2 separate regions of the Homo sapiens genome follow, and region 2 is linked to region 1. A link is an interaction called in ENCODE POLR2A ChIA-PET data of the cell type or tissue named here. Cell type or tissue: OCI-LY7. All regions are shown on one strand. Each heading gives the region's core, and the rest is flanking DNA. Links, peaks and the distances in the headings are about the cores only. Region 1 overlaps LRIG1 (leucine rich repeats and immunoglobulin like domains 1). Region 2 overlaps LOC105377141 (a long non-coding RNA gene).

Evidence for each region. Peaks named below come from ENCODE experiments on the same cell type or tissue, not always from the same donor. Only the 100,000 strongest peaks of a DNase experiment are listed, where the experiment ranks them.
Region 2: POLR2A ChIA-PET joins it to region 1 with 5 read pairs; 7 of 35 experiments call an interaction of 5 or more read pairs at or near these places.

What each region holds. Positions count from the first base shown.
Region 1 is chr3:66,495,135-66,498,049 of GRCh38, reverse strand. The region is part of intron 1 of LRIG1 (leucine rich repeats and immunoglobulin like domains 1); the gene reads left to right. Among named protein-coding and RNA genes, the nearest start is that of LRIG1, 4.4 kb to the left of the region's middle. RefSeq lists a silencer at 2,051-2,345. In OCI-LY7, for the core only: no CTCF peak of the experiment used is centred there; DNase peaks (open chromatin) are centred at 559, 1,209, 2,299, 2,569 and 2 weaker places; H3K4me3 peaks cover 2,500 bases; H3K27ac peaks cover 2,500 bases.
Region 2 is chr3:66,569,377-66,572,291 of GRCh38, reverse strand. All of the region lies in intron 1 of LOC105377141 (a long non-coding RNA gene), which reads right to left. Among named protein-coding and RNA genes, the nearest start is that of LRIG1, 70 kb to the right of the region's middle. RefSeq lists an enhancer at 1-255. In OCI-LY7, for the core only: no CTCF peak of the experiment used is centred there; no DNase peak of the experiment used is centred there.

The DNA of each region.
Region 1 (2,915 bases), core at 264-2,763:
ATGTGTTCTTTTTTTCTAGACTTCAGACTTCTGAATTTAAATCATTAGTCTCCGTGAGTCTTATTCTGGAATTTCCATAAGAGTATTTATATGGTTTGTATTCCTGGCTAAGATTCAGCAAGACTTTAGGGGAGAAAGTGTCTGTATATGATATAATGAAATATCTTGTAGTTTCACCAAGTTTACACGCTCTAAGCCCACGGTGTCTAGAAAATGCTTTGAGCTAGTTTATAAACCCATGAACTGGATTTACTGCAGCTAGTTCAAACAACTTCAGGCTGTGGGTTTGAGATAGCAGAGGACCTGTGGCTTTATGGGACCTTTTTTTTTTTTTTTTTTTTTTTTGTAAACAGTGCGTCTGATGTGGAAGTTGCTTCTAGGCCTGATATAAGAAAAATAAAACTTTTAAATAGTGAATGTAAATGCAGTGTGAATAGAAGAAACAGAATGGATAATGATAATCGGTTCATTTTTGGGGCCTGAGGATAACTTTTCAGCACAATAACTTACAGTTGTAGTAGTCAAGCCATAATTTAAGTCTCCCAGCCCATTACGTAGGTGAGATTGGCATGGTCCAACTAGCACATTCATAAATAGCACCAAGCCACTGCCAAGCCTTATTCCAACTTCCCAGAACCTGAGAAGAAGTTGAACTTCTTAGAACTCAGATATTTGCTTTCTTTGAAATTATTTTTGAGAGCATGGCTTCAGAAGCTATTTAAGAAGTATTAAATACAGTTTACCTTAGACTCTTACCTGTGCCGTAAATTTCAGCAGTGTTTAGTCACAAAATGTTGCTAGTTTAAATGTCCTGAGAGCTGAATGGTAGCCCATTGGGATTGGGATTAGGATTAGGAAGGCAGGCCTAGAGGAAGAACAAACCCTGATTTTTGTTCTCAGTGTGGAGTGAAGATGACAGAGCATTCTAAAGCAAGGATATTCACAAAAGTGTATACCAAGTGTGGTTATCCTAAGCCACATTAAGATGAGTTTATTGATTTTGATCTCTTTGTACTATGTGTTTGCAATACCAGATCAGTTAGCTTAAATCTAACCTTGCCAGTTTTGGCAAAGAAGTGGTACTTATGATTACCTTAGAAAATAAACACCAACTGTGGTTGCCATTGTGGTTGGGAAGCAAAGAGGGCCTTTGTCTTTCAAATTTTACAGCTGTGCTGGAAGGCCCAGGTGTGCAGGGTGTTGTGAATTAAGGGTTTGGAAAATACTTTCCATCCTGTTTATGCAAATTAAGTTTAAAGTGCAGATCACCAAATTGTTCTGGAACCTAAACTGAGATTCATGTTTTTTTTTTAAAGTAGATTGTTGTATGGATGGTCCTGAAATATTTCCTTCTCCATATCACTTAAACTCAACAGACTTTGAAACAAAAGTCTTCCGATTTGTGGGACAGGGAAGAACCTGGGTTGTTTGGAATAGGGAGCATTTTAAACACAGGTTAATTGCCAAGAATACAGTCTGAAAGGTGCAAGTGCTCTTAGAGTTTCAGGGAACTTTAGCTTGAGCTCAGAGTCCTTTTCTTTTGCAACAAGTGTCTTCCCTCTTGTTGGGGGATAACTTGTCTGTTGATAGCTCTCTGACAACTTTTTTTGAGTAAGGTGAGATTTCTGGCAAATAATATTGGTTGTCGTGAGAAAAAGGCACACTGTTTAAGTCTTGCTGATATGAAATTGTGGCCGTAATATCTATTCTTTGAGTACTGCTAAAGTAGGAAGTGTCCAGAGATTCCCAGCGCCCCATGTAAATTAACTGTGTATTGGCACACAATGTCCCTCTTGCCTTTAGGACATGTCAGAACTGTTCCTGCCCCGCTTTTCAAGGGACTGTTTTAAAAAGTAGTGTATTGTCTCTTTGCATAATTATATTTGGTTACTAGATTTTACAGACTTTGGACTTTTGAACATATTATCAGCAGTAATTCTCGGAACCATCTTCAGAAAGATGAAGAAAAATTAAGTGTAGTGTGATGAGAGCTGGTTCCTAGTGGATGTCCTCATGTCCCATCTCCCCAGCTCTGCACCGTTAGCTGAAAGCTTTCCTCCCTCCAGTGTTAATTACTTTGCCTGGGTTCTCCCTGCAGCTTCCCTGAGTCCATTGGGACGGCCTCTGGCTGACCTTTCTCTCCCTCAGACACCATGATCACAATGAAAGGGCCTCTCCCGCTTCTGCAGGGGTGTCTCCTTGGTGCAAAGTCTTCAGCCTCCTCTCTTTCAGGGTGGACAGGAATGCAGGAGAGAGCACTGGGGTTTTGTGTGACTTAACAATGCACCTGGCCCAGTGCTGTGCACCTGCTAAAGCCCTGAAGGTCTGTTAGATAGGAAGGCTGGGTGGAGGTTGTTTAAAATAGCCTATAGTTATTTAAAAAGTGGCATGCACAGGAGAGGGAAATCTAGAAGAGGGATTCATTGAATTGAAAGTTGTTATATGCAGTAAAGGATGTTGGTTGTATCAGAGTCTTTCTTTCTTCTTTTCCTCGTTTGTTTAAAACATAAAAGGGATTCCTCTGACCTACCCCATAGGTAGAAGGACTTTAAGTTTCACGAGCAAGCCTAACTTTCAATTCCTTTTGAATGAGCTATGTGACATTTACTCACTGGGTACGTTCCCCCTCCTCAGTGACTGCAATTTGAAACCCTGGGGGTCTTTTAAAAGCGAACAGAACTCTGGGCCGTGTTAATATTCAGAGCTGTTTACAATGGATGCAGTTTCAAAGGCTGATGGCATTGTCTTGAGACAGGAGGGAGGACGGGTGGAGGAAAAATTCCCAGGCAGGGAAGGGCAAATATCTAAAAATCTCCAGTGTTTACCAGCCTGTGGGAAATTTAGGGACCGTTACTGTTATTTTTTATGACTTAAGCATGACACTGAGCCACTAGGGTTCATTCTATCTACCTCAT
Region 2 (2,915 bases), core at 107-2,606, 74 kb before region 1:
TTTGCTGAATGTACCAACCTGTCCTTATGAATTGTTGCCTCTGGCAGCTTTCAGATGCCACCTTATATATAAACTTTTCTCTAACCTTGTATTTGGTCACTTAGTGCACATTTTTATAGGTCATCTGTTTTCGCCTAGTCGAATTTAAACCCCGGGAGGACACAGAGATCACCTCTTATCATTCTTTGTATCTTGAGTCTTCCGAGAAAATTTTTCCCAGGTAATTGATGGGTGGTGATGCTGAGCAACAGATTAGTCCTATCTCAGCTTGTTCCAGAAAGTATTTAAGGGTGCTTGACAGGATACATTAAATGAAGCAACATAAGTTAAAAGGCAATGAAAACGTCTAAGAATTGTCACCAAAAGATCAATCTATGCATGAAGATTTTGATACGAGTGTTTATTACATTTTTTTGGTTGTTTTATAAAAGGAAACATTTAGAAACAGCCTAACATTCAACAATCTTATATTGATTGAATATATTATGGAACATCTACAAGACAGAAGACACCTAATCACATAGAAAGATGTGCATGGTGTAGTAAGTGGGGTGAAGGGAAGGACAGTTATAAAACACTATATATGATATAATCTCATTTTGTATTAGGTTGGTGCAAAGGTAATTGTGGTTTTTGCCACTAAAAGTAATGGCAATAATAGGCAAGGCACAGTGGCTCACGCCTGTAATCCCAGCATTTTGGGAGGCCGAGGCAGGTGGATCACTTGAGGTCAGGGGTTCAGACCAGCCCTGCCAACTTGGTGAAACCCCGTCTCTACTAAAAATACAAAAATTAGCCAGGCATGGTGGTGCACAACTGTAATTCCAGCTACTTAGGAGGCTGAGGCAGGAGAATCACTTGAATCTGGGGGGCAGAGTTTTCAGTGGGCCAAGATGACACTAGTGCACTCCAGTCTGGGTGACAGAGCAAGACTCTGTCTCATAAGAAAAAAAAAAAGTATGGCGATAACCGCAATTACCTTTGCACCAACCTAAAATATATGTATAGACTGTGGGTTAGGTGGGGGTAGGGAGAAAATATACCAAAATATAAATGGTGTTCTCTCTGGGTATGACTAGGTGATTTTTACTCATTTTGTGTTTGCTTTTCTGTGTTCTATACATTTTTAAAGATTTCGTTTGCACAAAGTATCATTCTTTAGTAAAGGCAGGGTAGGGACGTTTATTTTTTTTAAGTAGGTAGGCCAAAAGAAAGAAAAATACAAGTAGAAAGCTAAGAATGAGGCTTATTCCAAAAGTGAACACCATACAAACCTAAATAAGCAAGTCACAAATTTGACTCTGAGCTTTCCAGCAATTAACACAGAAAGGGAATCAGGACAGGCTATCTAACTCACACTGTCCAGGAACAACATGGCTTTTCCTGATACAGAGGAGCAGGAGGACATTCTGCAATGTAAGGAATAACATCCTCAACCAGATCCTGTCATCGAGGTGAGTTTCCTGGAGTTGGTTTGGAATAGAGCAGGCTCTAAATTAGATTACCATGTTCCCCATTATTATTATTATTATTATTATTATTATTTGGTAGAGGCAGTGTCTCACTATATTGCCTGGGCTGGTCTTGAACTCCTGGCCTCAAGAAATCTTCCTGCCTTGGCCTCCCAAAGTGCTGAGGTTACAGGCAGAAGCCACCATACTACCTGGCCTCCCTGCCTTTCTTCTAAGGATAGCTTTAGGCAAAGTATTTAATTCCTCACTAAGTACCTCTATTTAATAGTGGTGAATTAATTACTTCATATCTAAATAACTAGCGATTATTAATAGCTGCAATGAGTAATTATAGTGATTAAGCCATCCTAGCCTAGGCTGGCTTCTCAGAATCAGTTCCCTCTCCCAAATTGCCAGGAGCACCATTCTTGAGGAGGGGTCTCCTAAGCCTTGCACTGCAGTGGGGCCGAGAGGCAACTCAGTGACTCACCTACATTTTCACTTCTGGCTCATCCAGGCGTGCAAAGGCAAGAAGCCAGAAAGACTTGATTATTTAAACTATCTCCTATCTAAAGCCCAATGTGCCCAGTAAAACCAAATTAGTAAATTTTTTTTCATGCACAGGGGCTCCTGGAACGGACACATAGAGAAAAGAAGGCAAAAGGCTGCAGAAAGGGATTTGGTCTCCAATAAAATTCCCCTCTCTGGATTCCCAGGCCTTCTCTAATGGAAGCATTTGGAGTCTGAGTTCTTATGACACCTGCCCCTAGGTATGCCTGACACTGCACTAGGTGCTGGGCTACAAAAGTGAATGTAGGCAGGTGAGAGAAGTTCCCAATGGGGGGGCTACTGGATAAGCAGATCATTTCAGTATCATAGTTAGAGAGGGCACAAGAAACTAGGGGAACACAAAGAGATCCTCAAGGGTCAGGGAAGGCCTCCTGGAGAAGATGATATCTAATCTGGGTCTTGAAGGAACATATGGTTCAGTAGAACTGAGAAAAAGGTACAGGTCATTTAAAGGAACCACAGACATACTCTATTCTGGGAACTACAATCATCTCCTTATTACCAGAGCATAAAGTTCCAAATGGGATGGAGATGAAGCAAAAGAGGCAAGTTGAGGCCAAATCATGGAGGGCCATGGATGTAGCACTAAAGAAGCAGTCTTTGATCCTTTAGGCCTGGCCCAGACCAGGCAGATGCTGTGAATTAATGCACTATCCCAGGGACAAGAGAAGACCATGGGGACTGTGGCAAACTGGAGTGCACTTGAGTCAGTACTCGTATTGCCAGATCTTTCCATTGTTTAAGAGAGGTCAGAATCCAGATCCCTATGTACAACTCTCCCTCAAGGGAAACATTGGTGATTAATTCAAATTTAAAACACAGAGAATAACCAGCAAGGGGAAGGCCCCAATACTGTGTCCGTGAGCCTGATTTAACCTGAGGGCCAGATTTGGC